4 separate regions of the Mus musculus genome follow, and all the other regions are linked to region 1. The links are chromatin loops, found by intact Hi-C in ENCODE. Cell type or tissue: left cerebral cortex. All regions are shown on one strand. Region 1 overlaps Gm41143 (a long non-coding RNA gene). Region 2 has its middle 22 kb from the start of A530076I17Rik. Region 3 overlaps Gm46452 (a long non-coding RNA gene). Region 4 overlaps Ddhd1 (DDHD domain containing 1).

What was found. A loop is a pair of places that touch in the nucleus more often than their neighbours do. Peaks named below come from ENCODE experiments on the same cell type or tissue, not always from the same donor. Only the 100,000 strongest peaks of a DNase experiment are listed, where the experiment ranks them.
Region 2: a loop joins it to region 1, with 4 times the contacts of the local background. A loop is called at or near these places in 20 of 42 quality-filtered maps.
Region 3: it touches region 1 in a loop (2.1-fold over the local background); 20 of 42 quality-filtered maps call a loop at or near these places.
Region 4: it touches region 1 in a loop (4-fold over the local background); 14 of 42 quality-filtered maps call a loop at or near these places.

Annotation. Positions count from the first base shown.
Region 1 is chr14:45,420,585-45,425,584 of GRCm38, forward strand. It overlaps Gm41143 (a long non-coding RNA gene), which reads left to right. Exons shown (of 3, transcript XR_874578.1): 3 at 1,315-1,786. Among named protein-coding and RNA genes, the nearest start is that of Gm34250, 24 kb to the right of the region's middle. In left cerebral cortex, a CTCF peak has its summit at 2,868 (motif pointing right); DNase peaks (open chromatin) are centred at 1,953 and 2,867.
Region 2 is chr14:45,688,478-45,693,477 of GRCm38, forward strand. No RefSeq gene overlaps it. Among named protein-coding and RNA genes, the nearest start is that of A530076I17Rik, 22 kb to the left of the region's middle. In left cerebral cortex, a CTCF peak has its summit at 2,645 (motif pointing left); DNase peaks (open chromatin) are centred at 2,436, 2,593 and 4,494; H3K4me3 peaks cover 531 bases; H3K27ac peaks cover 474 bases.
Region 3 is chr14:45,538,280-45,543,279 of GRCm38, forward strand. Gm46452 (a long non-coding RNA gene) reads left to right here. Exons shown (of 3, transcript XR_001781252.2): 3 at 324-389. It overlaps Gm41144 (a long non-coding RNA gene), which reads right to left. Exons shown (of 4, transcript XR_003951187.1): 2 at 2,996-3,584; 3 at 310-421. Among named protein-coding and RNA genes, the nearest start is that of Gm41144, 2.6 kb to the right of the region's middle. In left cerebral cortex, a CTCF peak has its summit at 2,125 (motif pointing left); DNase peaks (open chromatin) are centred at 1,697 and 2,058; H3K27ac peaks cover 1,333 bases.
Region 4 is chr14:45,599,542-45,604,541 of GRCm38, forward strand. Ddhd1 (DDHD domain containing 1) reads right to left here. Exons shown (of 14, transcript NM_001042719.2): 11 at 3,098-3,350; 12 at 2,024-2,215. Among named protein-coding and RNA genes, the nearest start is that of Gm41145, 20 kb to the left of the region's middle. In left cerebral cortex, a CTCF peak has its summit at 2,648 (motif pointing left); DNase peaks (open chromatin) are centred at 1,232 and 2,657; H3K27ac peaks cover 1,813 bases.

The DNA.
Region 1 (5,000 bases):
CAGTCATCTATTGGGTGGAACACAGGGAAGAGCTAGAGAAAGTATCCAAGGAGCTGAAGGGGTCTGCAACCCTATAGGTGGAACAACAATATGAACTAACCAGTACCCCCAGAGCTCATGTCTCTAGCTGCATATGTATAAGAAGATGGCCTAGTCGGCCATCATTGGGAAGAGATCCCCCTTGGTCTTGCAATAAAAAAATTGTAAAAAAAAAAAAAAGGATACACACAGACTTAACACACACACATGCACAATCACAAAGACATACATCCACATCCACAGATATATACAAAAGCATGTACAGACACATAGACTCATATGTATGGATACATATAACATACATATAGGGCTGGTGAGATGGCTCAGTGGGTAAGAGCACCCGACTGCTCTTCCGAAGGTCAGGAGTTCAAATCCCAGCAACCACATGGTGGCTCACAACCATCCATAACGAGATCTGACTGGAGTGTCTGAGGACAGCTACAGTGTAAATATAATAAATAAATAAATAAATAAATAAATAAATAAAAAATAACATACATATAAACATGCACACATATGCATACAGAAACAAAGACACAAAAACAGAAATATAGACACAAACACAGAGACACATACACACATAGGCATACACATATAAACTTGCACATACATATGTTTGTATACAGAGATATAAACAGAGACATAAATGTACACAGTCATATACAGAAACACAAGAGCACACACACACACACACACACACACACACATACACACATGCAAACTTGGACACACACATATGCTATGAGAGCAGTACGTTTCAAAGTGGTATGGAAGGCAAGTTGAAGAATTCTACTAGTTACAGACAATACAATTCAGATTAAAAAAAAGTTTTGCCCATGTATTGGTGCAAGTCTTTAATTCCGGCACTTGGGAAGCTGTAGTAGGTGGGTCTCTGTGAGTGAAGGCCAGTCTGGTTCTTATAGGAAGTTCCAAGACAGCTAGGGCTACACAGAGAAATTCTGTCTCACAAAAACAAGAACAAAAGCAACAACAGATAGCTTTATCCTTGGCTCTCTCTGTGTGTAGTGTCTGTACTTGCGAGAAAGAGACACCATAAATTCCAGCCTAGTCTAGTCTATCTAGCAAATAAGTCTAGCAAATTTCAGGCTAGCCACAACTACATAGCAAGACCTTGTATCAAAAAACATGACAATAGATACAGCCTATATGAGCCGGGATACAGCCCTGTGGTAGAGTGTTTGCCTAGCATGCAGAAAGCCCTAAATCCAATCCCAGTATCTCACATATACACACAAATTCTATTTTATATGACAGAGCTATTAAAACCCTGACATTCTGGAGATGACCCTTGCCTGCCACCACCAAGCGTGGGTAGAGCAGAAGATACCCGGAGACGTGAGTGCCACTAAGAAGAGCAGGTGAGTGGTGGAGAGATGGGAGAGGAGGAGAAGCAGAAGGATGTGGGCACAGTGAGGAGAGGCGGGATGGAGACTGGATGGAAGTGAGGAACAGCCTGATGTGAGTAGCCTGCTCTCTCATGTGACACCATGGTGAAGTCCCAGCCTGTGGGTCCGTGGCACTGCAGCAACAGGGGTCTGTGTTGATGAACATGACCCACCAAAGGCCATGCAGACATCCCTGGTCTGGGTTGCAGCCTGGGGCCATATAGATGTCCGAGGGCGCTGCAAGACTGGCCCCGCCCCTCATCTGGACAGTGCTGGAGAACTGGCCCTAGGGGTGTGGGTGCAGGAGAGCTCATGAGCTGACCAACTCAGCTGCCACCCAGGCCCAGACCCAGGGCTTTGAGTTGGTTCACCCCAACATCTACCCCATCCATGAACTGCTGGAGCACTTGAAGGGGCTGGTCCTGCAGATCCCAAGCTACAGGATCTCCATGACACAGGACAACAACAGGCTATCAGTGAGGAGTCCCAGTGAGGATCCAGTATTGATAGTGTGGCAGAAGCCAGAGGCCTGGAACCACGCCAGTGACTCATCACAATGAACGTTTGCAAACAAAGATGTATGAACAACAGGGTGTATTGAGGGACACGCTGACACACTACAGCTTCCACAATGAGATGGGGTTTGTTTTGTTTTGTTTATTTCTATTTTACTCGTTTTTATTTTCTTGTGGGGAGAGGTTGCAAGGGCAGAGGAGGATACACAGGGATGGGGAGATGAGTAGGATTAGGGTACATGATGGGAAATTCACAAAGAATCAATAAAAAAGTTTAAAAAAAAACTTGACTTTGGGGCTGGAGAGATGGCTCAGTGGTTAAGAGCACTGACTGCTCTTCCAAAGGTCTTGAGTTCAACCACATGGTGGCTCACAACCATCCGTCATAACAAATCTGACTCCTGGAGTGTCTGAAGATGGCTACAGTATTCTTACATATAATCAATCAATCAATCAATCAATCAATCAATCTTTTTTAAAAACCAAAATAAAACTTGACTTTGGGGGGAATATACTGACATGGCAACTTGGTTTTAAAATAAAAACATTATTTTTTAATATTTGAGTGTGTGTGTGTGTGTGTAAGAGGGGGGTTTTAAGTGATTGTGATCCATCTGGTGTGGGAATCAGAACTGAACTTGGGTCCTCAGAATATAATAAATATTATTAATTAGTAATAATTACTAACAGAGTCTCATAGATTCCAGGCTATCCTCACACATGTATGTGGCTGAGAAGAATTTTGAATGTCTGATCCTCCTGCCTCGGCCTTTCAGATGCTGGGACTACAGGTGAGTGCCAGGATGCTGGGTTCGTATGGTGCTGGGCACTGAACCCAGGGTTTCGTGCATACTAGGCAAGAACGCTACCAACCAAGCTACATCACTGGTTCTTAGCAAGTGAAAATTATGTTGCTACCACTAGATGGCGCTGAGTGTGTGCATGATTTTTTTTTTTTTTTTTTTAAATAAGCACAAACCACCTACTGAAAAACAAGCTACTGGCAACTTTTAAAGTAAAAACTTAGGGTTTGGAGCTGAGTATGATGGTGCATGTTTGTCACAGTATCATTTAGGAGGCTAGAGAGTTTGAGACCAGCTGGGGTTACATATTTAGTCTTTGTCTTAAAAGCTAACAGGAAAATTTGTGGGATAATTTGGAGATAAAATATTTATATTAATTTATTACCTATTTGTCCAAAGTTGATCATTCTATAATTACTTAAAACAGTATTTTTAGCAATTTTAATTATGCGTATGTGTGAGTGTACATGTGTGTGTGTCTGTGCCTGTGTGCACAGGTGTGTGTGTGTGTGTGTGTGTGTGTGTGTGTGTGTGTGTGCATATGAGTGCAGGTGCTCTCGTAGGGTTGAAATCCCCCTGGAGCTTGAGTCACACTTGGTTGTGAGATGCTTGATGTGAGTGCTGGGAACTGACCTCAGGTTCCCTTTAAGAGCACTGCATGTGCTTAACCACTGACCCATCTCTCAGCCCCAAACAGGATTGCCCTATTGTGGCAGGTTTAAGGATTTATTTTATTTATTTATAAAATTATCCTAAGAAAATATTTCTTCTACTTAGGACATCTTTTCCTATACATATAAATTACTGTACTAGACTCTTAATAAAGAAAGAACAAAAAGATAATTTCCTAAGGGAGAAATACAAATTCATATAGCTATGTGAAAATATATGCAAACTCACTAAGAGTCAACTCAAAACTAAAGCAACAGGAACAGGTCTTTTAAAGCAGTCCCTCCAGGGAGGCGAAAGCAGTAAGAGGTATTTTGTACAAGCTTGTAATTCCAGAATGTGGACTATATACCAAGAACTTATCAAAAGAGGGAGAAGAAAGAAAGAAAATGAAAGATTTTAAAATGTCCAAACTTTAGCCTAGTACTTCAACTTCTGAAGGACATAATCAGAAACATATAAGGGAATGGATTATAATGTTATATATAATTATTGCATAAATTAGTGTATGCATATGTCACTTGATAGGCATTTATAAAGTCAGAACTAATTTTAAATGACAGAATAAAAAGGCAGAGAAACACTCTGTACCTGGGAATCCAGTGGCCACACCACACCTGGCTGAATATCGGGCATATTCTCCTCTCTCCTTCCTGCCCTCCATTACTCTTGCTTAAGTTGAATTCCCAGTCCTCTATCAGAACACTTGCGGGGTCCCCTCCTTCTCCTTTCATTCCCAGTGGACTCCACCAACCTCATGGTAGATCCAGCTATCTCCCTCCCACACCTTCCTGTCAGCTGCAGGTACCTAGAATGATCTCTGGAACTCCCAGTGACCACATTGGGCTGGGACTTGGTAGGTGACTTTCACCCTCATTCCTGTTCCCCACTGCAGTCTCTCCAGCCCCATCCCAGAGCTGTAGCTTGAAGGGCACTCCTCCCACCTACCGCCACTCCTGGATGCTGCTAAACCTTGAAGCACACACACCACTTCTCCTTCCTGTGGACCCTCTCAGCTACCTCATTCTAGCACATTCCATCCCTTCCCTTCCTGTCAGCTGTCCCCACACACACCTAAACATACTTTATACATAGTACCCTCAGTATCCACACCTAGCTGGGACTTGGGTAGGTGAATCACACTATCTTTTCTGGGGACATTACAATCTCTCTAATCCCACCCTCACTGTAGCAACAACATGTCTATAAATACCCCTCCTCCCACCTCAATCTCATTCACTGGAGACTCCAAATCTTGGCTAGGACACAGGGTCCCCCTGTTCCTTTCATCCCTGTCTCTCTAGAAAATCATTTACCTTACTGTAATATACTTGCAAAATAACCTCTTCCCATCATGTTCACACCTTCAAATCCCTGAGGACCCCACTTCTAGGTGTAAACAGGATCCCCTTAGCCCCCCTCAGCCTTTTCTTCTAGCCCACTTCTATTCTTCTCTGCCACCCACTGACCTGCAGAAGCTCCTCCTACCAGACAACCCACAGCCATCACACTTTCCTAAATTCCAAAGAGGCCAATAATAGCCATAGAATGGAAGACTCACCCAACAA
Region 2 (5,000 bases), 270 kb after region 1:
CACATGAGACCCATGGTACAGGCAAGCCAAGATCCCGTGGGAGCGAAATAAGTCTCTGACTTAAGAGTAACCGTGAGACAAGGATTACAAGAGGCAGGAAAAGGGGGTATATAACCAAACAGGAGTCCTATTGTGAAAGAGTCTCAGCCTGAATGGATCTGGTTCAGGTAAGAGGGTTCATTTCTGGTCCTGGTCTGGAACAGGCTTGGCAAGGGAGCGGTGAATCCAGGCAGATATCCATCAACCTTGGTTGCAGCTGATGTCAGGATGACAGCGTGAAGTCCTTTCCAGGCAGGCAGATGTCAGTACATTTTTCTGGAACTACTACTATCTTCTTCTTCTTCTTCTTCTTCTTCTTCTTCTTCTTCTTCTTCTTCTTCTTCTTCTTCTTCTTCTTCTTCTTCTTCTTCTTCTTCTTCTTCTTCTTCTTCTTCTTCCTTCTCCTTCTCCTCCTCCTCCTCCTCCTCCTCCTCCTCCTCCTGCTTCTTCTTCTTCTTCTTCTTCTTCTTCTTCTTCTTCTTCTTCTTCTTCTTCTTCTTCCTTCTCCTTCTCCTCCTCCTCCTCCTCCTCCTCCTCCTCCTCCTCCTCCTCCTCCTCCTCCTCCTCCTCCTCCTCCTCCTCCTCCTCCTCCTCCTCCTTCTTCTTCTTCTTCTTCTTCTTCTTCTTCTTCTTCTTCTTCTTCTTCTTCTTCTTCCTTCTCCTTCTCCTCCTCCTCCTTCTTCTATTTATTTTTGTATGAGAATACACTGTCACTCTCTTCAGACACACCAGACACACCATGAACCACCATGTGGTTGCTGAGAATTGAACTCAGGATCTCTGCAAGGGCAGTCAGTGCCCTTAACTGTTGAGCTGTCTCTTCAGTCACCCTTCCTGGAATTTCTTAAAGTACACTTGGCCTCTTGGGAAGAATGAATGATGAGGCACTAAGGAGAGATCCAGAAAGGCATCTTGAACCCTAGAATGGACTGCAGCCTGGGCCTGTAGGAGAGACTGGAAACACTTTAAAAGAGACCAATTAGTAATCTCTTCAATAATAGGGTCCCTTTTAGCAGCACTCCCTTTTAAATCAATAGTCAGTAGGCCTTAGGTATGGGAGTCTCCAGGAGGTCTGGCTAACTGGCCTGAGATATGTCCAGTAAGTCCTAACAGTCATGAAGGGGGCCTCAGGGTTGCCATCAGGCAGCAATGGCACAGGGTTGAGACTCAGTACAGCAACAAAATGAAATAGGACCAATCAAGCAACAGACTGATATTGAGTGATGTGAGCCTTTGACATCTACCAACTGTGGTTATTTTAATGGGAATATATGACCCCCAAAGGTTCATACATTTGAATGCTTAGTCATTTGTTAGACTTAGACTATTTGAGCAAGATTAGGAGATGTGGCCTTGTTGGGGGAGGTGTGGCCTTGCTGGAGAAGGTGTGGGCTTTGAGGTTTTAAAAGTCCACATTAGAGCCGGTCTCTTTCTCTCTCTCTGCCTGTCTGCCTGTGTTTTTAGGTTATAGTTTCCAGCTACTGTTCCAGTGCCATGCCTGTCTTTGCTGCCATGTTCCTCCCATGATGATAATAGACTAATCAATCCTCTTAAAGGTTAGTCTAATCTTTCTATAAGCAAGGCCAATTAAGTGCTTCCTTTTATAAGAGTTGCTATGGTCATGGTGTCTCGTCATAGCAGTAGAACCATGACTAAAACACTGGCCATTTGTCACTCTTAGGAGGGCTTCCATAGCGTGGGGAGCTTTGCAAGTCAGGTTCTGGACGCAGGGAGCTTATTAGCAGGGAGCTTATTAGCTTTCCTTACTTGTATAGTAGTTGTGGTTAAGGCACCCGAACAGGACGATTAACTGGCAGCCACTGTGTCCAGATGCTTGGATAGATATATTACAGGCTTTGGCTAGGTCTGAGATAAAATACATTTTGCAATGCTCTGAGTCTCATGGGTGAAAAGGTGGAATGGTTTAGGGATACCTGGTAACTAAATCTGGGACTTGGGTTACAATCTGTGTTAGTTCTCAGAAGGCTTGTTCCTCTGTTTCAAAGGCTGGTCTCTCCAGAGGGAAAGAATAAAAGGTCTGGGCTTTTTCAGCAAACCCAGGAATCCAGAGACTGAGATGTCCCCACTGCCCCCTGGAGTCGTGTACTTGCTTCTTGGCTAGGAGACTGAGAGTCTAGAGGACTGGAGACATTGGCAGCAGGAGGCCTGGGACAGGTAGCCCAGCAGCGCTGGACTCCCTGTAGGTGAAGCAGCCTCTAACTGCCTTCCTCTACCTTCCAGTACCCAGCAGTGCCACTGCAGTTTAGCTCTGTGCAGATCAGCGAGCAATCCCTCTCCACCATCCCCTTCCAGACTCCCTAGCTTTGGCAGGTCCTTTTTCTGACCGGAAGAAGGAGGAGCTGTTGCATCCAGGATGAGGCTGAGCCAGTCTTTGCTAGGTGAAGCGGGCCCAGACTGACGGTCGTCCCAGGACCCCGTACTGTGGAGCCCTGGGCCAGGAGTGTGTAGCTCCAGGACCTGATGGGTTTGACTGGCGGTTTCTTATCCCGGAGAAGAAAGCTGACAGTCTTTGCAAACAAACAAACAAAAAAGACTAAAACGGCTAAAACAGCTAAAACAGCTAAAACCGGCAGAGGTTGCCACCTACTGGCAGCATCTGGAAAATCAAGCAGAATTTTAATCAGCGTCAGCGCCCTTTGGGGGTTGGTGAGGAATGGGGGAGAAGAGGCAACTCCTTTCTGGGGGCGGGGGAGGGGAGGGGAGACGAAACAAAACAGAAACACCAATAGCAAAATCAAGAAATCAATTAAACAACTCTGTGAGTCAAACTTGTCTGACAACATTCAATCACTCACCCATGAATAAATGGCTGGTTATTCATTCAAGTAAAATAGAATCTCTCATGAGAGGCTAAACCAGGATAAAAAGTCCCCCACTCCTGGCGTCCCAACTTAGTATGGAGAACTGGAGAAGTTCTCTTTAGAATTTTTCTACCTAAACCAGGAAAAGAGCCTTGACTATCCATCCCTCTTAGTCAGAAGAAGGAGGAGAAGAAAAAGTAGAGGAGGGCAAAGAGAAGACGACTCGACTCCCCTTAAGTCCTACCTCATTTATCCAGAAAGTTCCCATGAGCCTCATCCTCTGCAACCAGAACCAGAACTGAATTCAGTACATAGACTCATCCTAAGAGTGTGAGTAGGATTCTGTTTTGGTGCTGGGAACATGGCAGTCACTCTAGACCTCTCAGGACTCAGTGAGAAGAACTGGGCTCTGGAACATTCGTCGGGGTATCTCCCCTGTGACCTCTCTCTGGCAGGGCAGGGGTGAGGCTGAGTCCCACAGGACATGGGGGAATCTCATTGTGGCCTCCAATGTTGTGATCCACATAACAGAGTTTCGGTCAACTATGCTGATTAAACCAACTAAAGAAGTTTTAAGCCCTTTTTATAGATGGCCAGACCAAGAGGAGGCGTGAGCTTTAGAAAAGTCATCTTGGTACCTAAGCTCAGAGATACAGAGTTTTTAAAGGCAAAACCCCAAGATACATCAGTTAGATAAGGGTCAAAGTAAACCCTCTGAAATGCTCATTTCTGGCAGAGCATAAGAGTTATTTTAGACATGACTTGCTGATTATTTTGGTTAACAACATGATCAAGGCCATGGGAATCTCAAACATGTTACCAAGACAGAAGTGAGTGTTGTGGGGACTTGGCTATAGAGGCTGAGAACTGCCCAGGCAAGATTCTGCCAGAACGGGAGGGGGAATTGCCTTAGTCACGTCAAAGCCACTTTAGTCTTTCCAGCAAAGGCAGGTGCCTCCTTCACGAGCAGTGAGAAGAACTAAGGCCCCGAGGTTACAGAGGATCGCTGCAGCGGGAATCATGATGCTTTGGGGGCTTTTCTGTCAAAAGCATCATTCCTAGAGAAAGTGCAGAAACATATGGAAAGAGGTATCACCAAGTGAAGACATTCGTCGTAGAGCATCAGGTCTCGTAGAGCATCAGGTCTCAAAGCAAGAAAGCAGGGGGTTAGATGAAATCTTGGAGATAGTTAAATGGAAGAGAGTAAGCTGTCACATGAAGGGAACATGGCAGTTTTCTCCAACGTAGAGGCTAGAATCTCTTGTCCAGGGAGAGTCCTGAACAGATAATGAAGGATAAAGGAAAGCAATGCCTGACAGTTGGATGTCCCGTTTCGTGCCTATGTCTCTCTTTATCTCTCATTCTTCTTTCTCTCTTGCTTTTTATCACCCCAAGTGAGGAGTCTGGGGGCCTACAGCGGTTGCTTGATAGCTTTCTTTGCATGTCAGAGGCTGGCTGGGTAAGGGGTTGAGTGGTTGGAACAATCCCCTCCCAGGTATTCCAAACCTGTATCCATAGATTTTCAGAAAACCTTACTTAGCTGCTCACTGAGGAACACAGGGTTTTCTCCACCTCCCTGGGTCTCTGTCAGCCTTTGAAAAAGATACTGCTTTGCTAGCATACTGCTTCATTCTGTTCTGCAAACACTGAGTCATAATTGGTCCCTGTGTTCCCAGTGATTGTGAGTGACTGGCCTGACAGTTGCAGGTGAGGATTAGCTTCAGGAAATGCTGTTGCCCCATCAGAAAATTGGGTTAATGGGTCGCTGTTGATCTGCCTACACTCATACAGCACCCTGGATATAGGATTTCTTGTTTCCATTGCAGCAACGTGGAAATGAGACTGGGAAGTCCTTTGTGTACACTCTATAAAGTCAGAATCGTGTAGAAAAATCCTTCTAAGATTTTGTAGACCAATATTTCTATAACCTATCTCAAGTCTCCCACAGAAGAGGGAACAGGGGCCAGACATGGTAGGACATATTTGTAACTACAGCAGTCAAGAGTCTGAGGCAGGGGGATTGGGATGAGATTGTGGCCAGCATCTTGTGCATTTAAACCTCGGGCCTGGCTAATACATTTGGGGTCTTGATGCATTCCAGAACGGTTTCCGTGTCGTTATTCACACAAGACCCTCGTC
Region 3 (5,000 bases), 120 kb after region 1:
CTTGAACTCAGATCTTTTTACTAGTAGGTAGGATGGAAAGATAGCCCTCGGGGCTGGAGAGATGGCTCAGCAGATAAGAGCACTGACTGCTCTTCCGAAGGTACTGAGTTCAAATCCCAGTAACCACATGGTGGTTCACAACTATGGTAATGAGATCTGATGTCCTCTTCTGGTGCATCTGAAGACAGCCACAGTGTACATACATATAATAAATACGTCTTTAAGAACTCATACTCAGAGTGTAATATGTGCTGTGTTCTCTCTCTCTCTCTCTCTCTCTCTCTCTATCTATCTGCCTACATCACTCACCTTGGACCACATAGCTAGCAGGTGGAAGAACTGAAAATGGAGTTTGGGTTTGAAAACAATAGAAATGCTTCGAAATGTTCACGCGTGGATGATGATGAGAGCAATGGAGTCACTGAAGAGAGAAAGAGACACTGAGAGAGTTCAGGTGCTGGGGGAAGCTGAAGAGATTTCATAAGGGAAAAAAAGGTTAAACTAGGGAGCTTACGCAGTGGCTCAGTGGGTAAGACCTGTTCTTGCAGAGAACTTGGGTTTCATTCCCAGACTTTGGAGGGCCTCTCTCTGAAGGCATCAGGCTCATTCATATATGCAGACCATATCTGGGGCTCATTCATATATGCAGACAATATATACACATAAAGTAATATATAATCATATATATCAGATATATTAGATATATCATATATATATAAAGTAATCATATCTATCCATCTTTATCTACCTATCTATTTATCTACCTACCTATCTATCCATCTATCTATCTACCTATCTATGAAATGTTGAACTTGAGGTTAAAGTATTTTATCCAGTGGGAAATTCTGCAGGGCAGTTAGATAAGTATGCCCGGTAATCTTGAGAGAGGATCAAATTGCACAAGAAATTCATTAAGGTAGAGGTGAACCCTAATGGATGATTTAACCTTCCCAAATGACACTGCTCCTTGAAGTCTCTCAAAGGCAGAAGCAAGAAAAATACAAGAGTCATTCAAGGTGACTGAAGACAGAGAAGAAAGGACCAAAAGGGTTGGGGGAAAATGAGGTCAGTCTAATGTCAGGTGTGGGGGCAGGGGTGGGGGCGAGGAGAGGTAAAAGTAGAAATCACGCATCCATTTCAAGAAAGGAAATGCCATCCGCGGTATCAAATGATGCTGTGAGGTTCGAGGTTCAGGAGAAAGCAGTACACTGCCCGAGATAACTGGAGAGCCGACGGAAGAAAAGCAAAATGTTCAAGGGAGATTTGTTTGGCAAAGCTGAGCAAGAAATAAGATGGGGATTTGGGGGCAGAACAGGAGTAAAAAAATGCTTTTCCGAAAGAAGCCTGAGTTTGAGTTAAGGCTTGGGGAGGTATAGGGGAGGTCCTGGCAAGCCAGAGGAAACATACAAACGTCTGACAGTGGAAAGGCACCTCCGGACAGAGCAAACCAGAGTATAAACACATTTAAACAGATACAGTGGCTACTAGCCAATGGGAGGGTGGGGCTCCTTGGGCTATTGTGCAGCTCAGATGGACTTCCTCCAGGAGGTCAGAGCTGGGCCGGGATGTAAGAAGGGAAGGAAGGATGCGATTGAAAGATTATTTCAGTACAACTAGGACAGAGGCCCTTAAACGAAAGCCGGCAGTGACGTCACACATGCAAATGTGCCTGGCCTTTGGAAGCTGGCCTGGGAACAGTGAGGAGGGCCCCTACTTGTGAATGGCTAGGAGCTTAGGGACCTGCCTTCACACTACAACAGGAACTGCACCCCAGTCAGGGATTCATGTTAATAAATGGGCTAGGCTCTGCCCTGATTCCCAATGTTATTCATTGTGCAGTCGGTTTCTCCTAGTTTGGTTGGCAGGCCTAAGTCTCCATTCTGAGAAAATGGTCACCCTGGCTCTGTCCTTTGTTATTACTGTGTCCTCTGCAAACACACACACCCTTTGTTGGTCCCAAAGCAGGATTTGCAGGGCCACTGAAAGCCAAGCCAGGCAGTCACCTCGATTCCAATTGCCCTAAGGCCAATTTACAAGGACAAAAGTGTTTTGTTGTTTTTAATCTGCTAGGTCATAAGGAGGCTTCTCAGGTGACAGAGAACGTCCCAGCAGCTGAACAGCGCCATCTGGTGCCTGGGAGGTGTCACTTTGAAGCTTTGCTCTTATTCGAACTAATCTAAAAACACCATTAAGGCTCACTACCAATTGTAATACCAGTTCTAAGGGATCCGATGCCCTTTTCTGGCCTCTGTGGACATCAGGCATATGCGTGGTGCACAGACATACTGCAGCAAAAAAAAAACAAAACAAAAACCAAAAAAAAAAAACCATACACATAAAATTAAAAACAAACAAACAAACAAACAAACAAGGAATTTAGCCAAAGCCTGGGGTGTAGTGGCACAGCCTTTAACACCAGCACTTGGAAGGTAGAGAAAGGCAGATCTCTGTGAGTTTGAGGCCAGCCTGGTCTAAATAGAGAGTTCCTAGCCAGCCAGGACTACATAGTGAGAATCTCTTCCCCCTCCCCCCTCTTCCCTCCTCTTCCCCTCCCCCTCCCCTCCCCCTTCTCTGCCCCCTCCCCTCCCCCTTCTCTTCCCCCTTTTCTTCCCCCTTCTCTTCCCCCTTCTCTTCCCCCTCCTACTTCTCTTCCCCCTCCTACTTCCCTTCCTCCTTCCCTTCCTCCTTCGCTCCCTCCCTCTCTCTGCCAGGGACTGGTGAGATGGCTCATCAGGTAAAGAACCTGCCATCAAGTCTGATGTCATGAGTTCCATCTGTTCATGAGTTGTTCCTCTGTCCTTCCTGTGCGTCTATGGAATGTGCAACCCCCTTCCACCTCCCCCATGTCTAAAGCCCAAATACATAAATAATAAATAATAAAAAGCAGAGAAGATGGAGCTGCTAGTGTTATATGTATTATATGTATTTTACCATAACAAAGACTGGGAAAAGATGAGCTTTTCCCTGTGATGTCGTTCCCTTTTGGATGACCTACCCCCACATGACTGCGTTTGCTGCTTCTGATCATCCCCGTTGCTATGTGTGCAGATTCTGTCATCTGTAGCTGAAAAGCAGAGAGAGAAAGTATGTTTTGATCACATGCATGCTTCCAGTACTCCTTCACAGATAATGGTCCTGTAAGCATGAAACCATTTGGATGGCATGCTGGAATGCGGCATCTCTACTTTCTCAGTTCTTTAAAGCATATTTATATTACATTTTATCCCCCTCCCAACCTCTGTATGCGCGAGCATGCCCTCTATACTTCCATCAGAGGAAATCTGGCAGGGGTCATTCTCTCTTTCTGAGATGTGAGTCCCAGGGATGGAACCCAGGTTGTCAGGCGTGGTAACAAGTGCCTTTATCTGCTGAGCTGTGGCAGGGGCCCTACAGTTCTGTTACTGTTTACATTTCGGCCCCAAATTGGCTGTGAAGAAACCAAAACGTATCACCTTCAATTTAAAGTTTGCTGTTGAGCTGAAGGCAATGGAGAAACAGCAAGCAGAAGAAAGGCTCCATCTGCTCCCCCTTTCTCCTGAGACAGGACACAAAGGGATACAAATTCTCCCGGCCAGGTGACAGCTCTACATTGGAAACAGAAGGGTGTGAAAATACATTTTATTCATTCATTTTCTTCCCACCATTTCAGACCCTTGGAGCCTAGAATTGTTCTCCTCTGTGATTCCATGTCTCTGCTGTTTCTTTTTGGCAGGTGCTGGAGATTGAACCAGGTGTCCTGAACAGTAGCATTCTACTCAATGGTGTTCTACCACCGAGACATATTCCCAGCCCTCATTCTATTTTGTGTGTGTTTTACCTGCATGTATATCTGTGCACTGTGTGTGTAACTAGTGCCCATGAAAGCCAAAAGAGGGCATCGGGTACCCTAAGACTGGAGTTAAGACAGTTATGAGCCACTTTGTAGATACTAGAATTCAAACATGGGTCATCTGGAAGAGCAGCCAGTGCTTTTAATTGCTGAACCATCTCTTGACCCCTAGTGCTTGTTTGTTTGTTTGTTTGTTTGTTTGTTTAGAAAAGATCTGTCTATGTAGCTGGTCTCTAACTCAAAACCCTTCTGCCTTTGTCCCTTGGGTAACACACGCTATCCTCCTATGTCTGCAGGCTGGCATTACAAGTATATGCCACCACCCCACTCTAATTTCTTGATCTTGCTGGAAGTTGTTGTATAAGCCAGAGCTCTGAGGCTCTGCCTGGAGGTGTTTCAGGAGGCTTCTGTGTGATGCTCACTAAGTGTGGTGTTAATAATCCTGCTTTTTGCTTCTGATAGTCTTTATAGTCTTAGCTAAGAACTACAAGGGGTTACAATAGAAGGCTTTCACCTTTGACAATTGCTTTGACCATCCCACTCAAACTGTTTCTCATATCACCCGGTACCTCCACCTTGGTGTAGGCAGCAGACTAGGCTGGCCTCAAACTCAGAAAGATCCTCCTGCCTCTGCCTCTCAAGTGCTGGGATTAAAGGTGTGCTCATCACCATACCCAGCTCCAGGTTCTTTTTTTTGTGCCATCTTCTTCTTTAAAATTCTCTCTCTAGATGATTTTCTTGTTTAGAGGCTGAAGATGGCCATTCTGCTGAGCCCCAGGTTTCTTGTCTAGACCCGCTCTTGATGCTGCAGAATCTCAGACCCACGGGAAACATTTCAGAGTGCTCTGTTCAGGGTGAGACTCTGGACTTCTTCACCAATGTCTGTATCATTCGTATCATCAAATGGTACCTTCGACTCTGTTGTGTAACTTAAAAATGAGGAGGCAAGCTTGGTCTTCTGCTTTCGTTTTCTGCCCTTCTACAGTGACCCACTTAACGCTGAGTTCTGCTAGTCTGTGTCTGGAGTAGATTACAAATTGAGCCTCCATTTTCCATCCCCACCGTCCCTCTATAGTTTAAGCTATGGTCAGGTCATCTCATCGAGATCGTGCACTCAGTAGCCTCCAATGTGCTTTCTCCAATGTCCCTCCAGTTTACTTCCTACCCAGTC
Region 4 (5,000 bases), 180 kb after region 1:
TAAAATGCTTTAAGATAAGCCTTGTCTTTTCAGAAGAAATTAAGGATAGCTGTGCAAGATGTGTCAAGTCGATGAAAATAAAGGACACCTGACAGGACTTACTCTTCACAGAGAAAACAGGATTGATCATGGATTCAGTCTGTATCCTCTTTACCCTCAGACAATGAGACTCAAAGACAGTGGCGTCAGATGAAGGCTATCCAGAAAGCTGAGGCACTCAGTGTGAGGAGGGGAGGAGGAAGGAGGCCCAAGAACCTCATCACAACAGCCAGGGTCCACAGAGATTTAAGGAAGAGAGAGTTTCAGGATTGCAAGTCAGCAATTATGGCATAAAAGTCAGGATTACACAGAAGGAACTCTACTGAGGCAAGTCTAAGAATCAGGAACCCAGACCCAGAGTGACTGAAGACAGACGCGCACTGTCAGGGCCTGACTCTAACATTAGTCTATCTCTTTAGAGCTGACTATATGAAACAGACTCATAGATATCTCAGATGTTGTCGAGACTACAGGTGAAATCTAACAAGAAGACTGGCAGAGCATTTACATGCAAGTATGACACAGCACGGCTGGGGTGTAGCCCAGCAGGACCGCAGGCTGCATGCACAGCACACACTGGGTCTGGGTCTGAGGGGACATGTGTGGTGAGTTCTGTTCAGCTGAGCTCCCACTGCGGAGGGAGGGAGGGAGAGAGGGAGGGATCTTTACATTTGTAGCAGCATACAGAACGGACCGGGGTTTTCTTTGCTCAGACACTGTATGTGTTCACTCCTGCTGGGGTCTCAACTGTTCCCGGGAGTGTCTGTCCCCAGTGTGCACCCTCCCATTCACCAGCATCACTGCCATGCACTGACAAGACCATGAAGAACTGTAAATTCTTAGTGCCACCTTACAAAATTCCTCCAAAATAACTGTTTTCAGAAGTTAACTATTTTGATTTCTGCATGCCACTAAAGTTTATACATTTATAATCATGTTTCTAACTAAAAAATAAAAAAAAAACAGTGTAAGAACTCAGAAGAAAAATGAGCTTTATACAAATATCAACATCTAAAAAGAATTGTTTACACATGGCCCTAATGACTTGCAAACACATTTTTTAGCACTGGAAAGGACTGACAGATGCTGTTGGCCCACATAAGAACGCCTAGCCCTGCTGCCTAGTTACCCTGGAGTGGACTATGTGTGTGGAGGAGTGGGGCAGCCTCTTGGATGCCACCCAGACCGGTTCTGGTTGATGGCTGTTTCAGAATTCAGGGTGGCAGACACAGTAAGAACACGGTGCTCCTGGTAGCTGCGGTGGAGTCTGTTAAAAGGACTGGAGAAGTCCATTCCCGCTTGCTAGCTACAGAAAGGAAGCGGCTGCTTCAGAGTCTGTCTCTCCTTATCATCGACGGGAAGACACAAAGTGTCTGTGCTATTACCTGGCACTTTAAGTTCACCGACAGACCAGTGCTTTACAGTTATGCCAGATTAAAAAGTCTTAAGTCTACTGGGAAACAAGAGATCTACCTTAATGCTTCATGCACCTACTCACAGGTCTCCCTACTGTCTACTGGTAACAGGGCAGGGACAGAAGACACACAGTGGGGCCCAAGAGAATGCCTCAGCCTTGGAGGGCTCAGAAAGCTGCATAGGAGTGTGTGGTTAGCTGCAGGACAGAGCAGTGTGTCAGACAGAGGACACATCTAGAGTGACTGGAAACTTAAACCTTGGTGAGCGTATTAATAAAAATGTACTTTGTACAAGCTAGGGTTGCCTACCCCAGAGACTTGTCTTGTACTTGATAATTTAGACTCTCGTGCCAGAGAGTCCTGGTTATAATCTAGCAACTTGTCAACGCAGATACTAAAACTACACTTGCCTAGAAAATATTCTTAAAACTCACATTACCTTTCCTTTCAACGACTTCAGACTTGAGTGGGACCACTACTGGCCCTGCTCGCCCAGCCCTCCCCGCCCACCCATCAAAAGCTACAGAGACAAAGGCACAAAAGCTCAAGGATAGAACTGTAGGACTGACATGCGGAGTCGAGGAAGCCGGAGCCACTGTGCGGCAGGGTCTGCGTTGCCACGGTGGTGGTAGAGGGTGAAGCTGAAGGCTTCTTATCATCTTCCAGTGAGTCTTTAGATGGCTCAGACGGCTGTGATGCTGAAGAACGTCCAAATCTTGAGAACAACATTCCTCCAAGGCCCTTTCCAATGCTAGCAGCCCCTGCATGTCACAGAATAAGGCAATCACTCCACTGACTCCGCTCACAGCACCCTGGGGAGCAGCACCCGCAATCACAGCCGACTGACTGAGGGACTTTCTCAGGGTGGGGACCTAAAAATATTCCAATTTCTACTGTAGGTTTCTAAATAAGAATGATGTTTAAAAGAAGGAAAATATAAATTCTAGGAATACAGATACAGGAACATATAGCCAAAGCAACCCAGGTGTTATTTTATTCAAATATTCATTGTTACAGAGGTTTATGGCAAGATTAAAACTTCTAACAAGAGACCCATGCGGTTGACATGGGGCATCTACCTATTAATAGGAATATGTCTTACTAAATGTATGCTATACAATGCCATTAGTAACCTTTACGCATGATGTCAAATAGCAAGTAAGTTTGGTAGCTAAGGCCTACTTAGAGTGCCATCTTGTGGCACTTAGATAAAGGACACTCACTCAGAAACAAAGGACACATTCAAGTGCTATGCAATTGAAATACCCAATTTCTATGCTGGCACAGGAAGTTACTCAAGGAGAGATGAAATATCCCTCTTGCCTTAGGAAGCGAAAGGACTAAACAATTTCACTTTGAGAGGACATCAGAGACCTTGATGCCCCCAGAATGCACAAGAGCAATAAAAACAACAGCATTTTAAAGGCTCCCTCAGCAAGTCACAGAGCCAAGATTATAAGGAGCAGCAGAAAGCCCCGTCCTTTCTTCAATCTAGTCAGAGGATGTCAGAGCATCTGCTTCAGTCAGCAAAGACGCTAATTCAGGAGATGGACAGGTGGAAGATTTCTAACAGTGCATTTCCAACCAACTTAATACTTACACATAAAGTACTTACATTCATAGGTAAGAAATGAGAGAATTACCCAATATGCTTGCTTTGCCAATGTTAGTTATAGATTCTCCATAGTGGCGCCGAGATAAGACGGGGGAGGTCACAGGGCTTGGGATAGCTGCTATGTTCTCACTGTCTGAAACTGAGGTAGGTTCTTTTGCTGGGTTGAGAAAATTTGGCTTCATATGCTCATAAGGTAGAGGGTTTGAAGTGTTGTACCAGTGGATCTGGACTGGAGAAATGTTGCTGTAGTGTTTCAAAATCAACGGTTCTAATCTGTAGGCCTAGATTTTTAAGAATGCAAAGAAACATGACCTTAATTCACAATTCCTGGATTTTAGTAAAATGTTTATTCTAAAGTGAGAAAGAATTTTTAAAAAATGGTTATCTGAAAAACATTTTTCACTGTTACTATGTGAGGTTGTGTAATTACACGTCCCTAATAGTGAGATTATTAAAAACCCAAAAGAACAGTAATAAAAAAAATGAGTTATCTTTGTCTATTAATTTGTTTTCATAGAAAGACGGTTTCACTGTATTCTGATCAAACAAGAATGAGTCTTGTTGGGCTGGTGAGATAGCTCAGCGGGTAAGAGCACACTCACTGCTCTTCTGAAAGTCCTGAGTTCAAATCCCAGCAACCACATGGTGACTCACAACCACCCGTAATGAGATCTGACGCCTTCCTCTTGAGCATCTGAAGACAGCTACAGTGTATTTATTTATAATAATAAATAAATCTTTAGACAGGAGTGAGCAAAGGTCCTGAATTCAATTCCCAACAACCACAAGAAGGGTCACAACCATCTGTACAGCTACATAAAAATAAATAAGTAAATCTTAAAAAAAAGAAAAGAATGAGTCTTGTTATAAGGTCAGACTCACAAAGCTGAAGTGGAGGACAGCCCAGACCTTAGTAAATAAGGTCAAACACGTGACTCCAATAAGAGCCTAACTTGAAAGCCAAGGAAAGGTTGCTGTCCAGCAAGTCGCTCGTTAGTGTGGTGTTTACTGAGAATCCGTAGTGCAGATTCTCACTGCTGTTAGCAATTCACTGCCATTTAATACGTCACAAAGATCTCGGCGCTCTCTTATAGGAAGAAGAGAGCAGGTCTGCACAAGCATTAAGAAAGCATTAGGAAAAAGCAGACTGGCAGGATGCACACTCAGAACATGTGAAGATGGGTTCAAATCCCAGCACCAAACATAGAAAAGCTAAATGTGAGATGCACAAAGAAGACAGAATTCATGCTTGGAGTAAAACATACGGCCATGCTAGTCTCTGAAGGGACTGCCAGGCCTGCAGTCTGCATCTGAGCCTCTAACACATGTAGGCTATCATCCCGGTGCTTTCAGCGCCTCAGCTTCGCTTACAAGAGGTGGCTGTAAGTTTACACACATGTGACTTTGTAAAATAAAAGCTAACTTCAGATATTTAAAATCCTTTTACTGTGTGTGAGTGTGTGTGTGTGCTGTACTAACCATTCTCCCTAACGATGTACACAAACGTCTTCACTCTGTGTGGTGTGGAACCACACTCCTCCTGCAAGCTAGGCAAGCATTTGGCCACTGAGCCGTACTCTAGCCTGTGTCTTGTCTATGAACGTCCTCTCAGCTCTCGCTATTTACACCTGGATTAGATCTCCAAGTGTTTACATTTAGACACAAAATTAGCAGAAAATTGAAAAGCTTGAGTACTTTACACTTCCACTCAACTAAATACACGACTTCACCTCCTTTCTTGTTTTTGGTTTAAGAGAATCTGCCAGACTCATCTCAATTTTATAGCATGCTTTTGAAAAACATTACTTAAAGCAGGACATTTTAACTATATTGTCTTATTTATTTATTTTTGTGTTTGTGTACTATAACACATGGGTGACAAAGATCAACTTTTGGGAGCTGCTTTCCTTCTTTCATCACGTGGGTGCTGG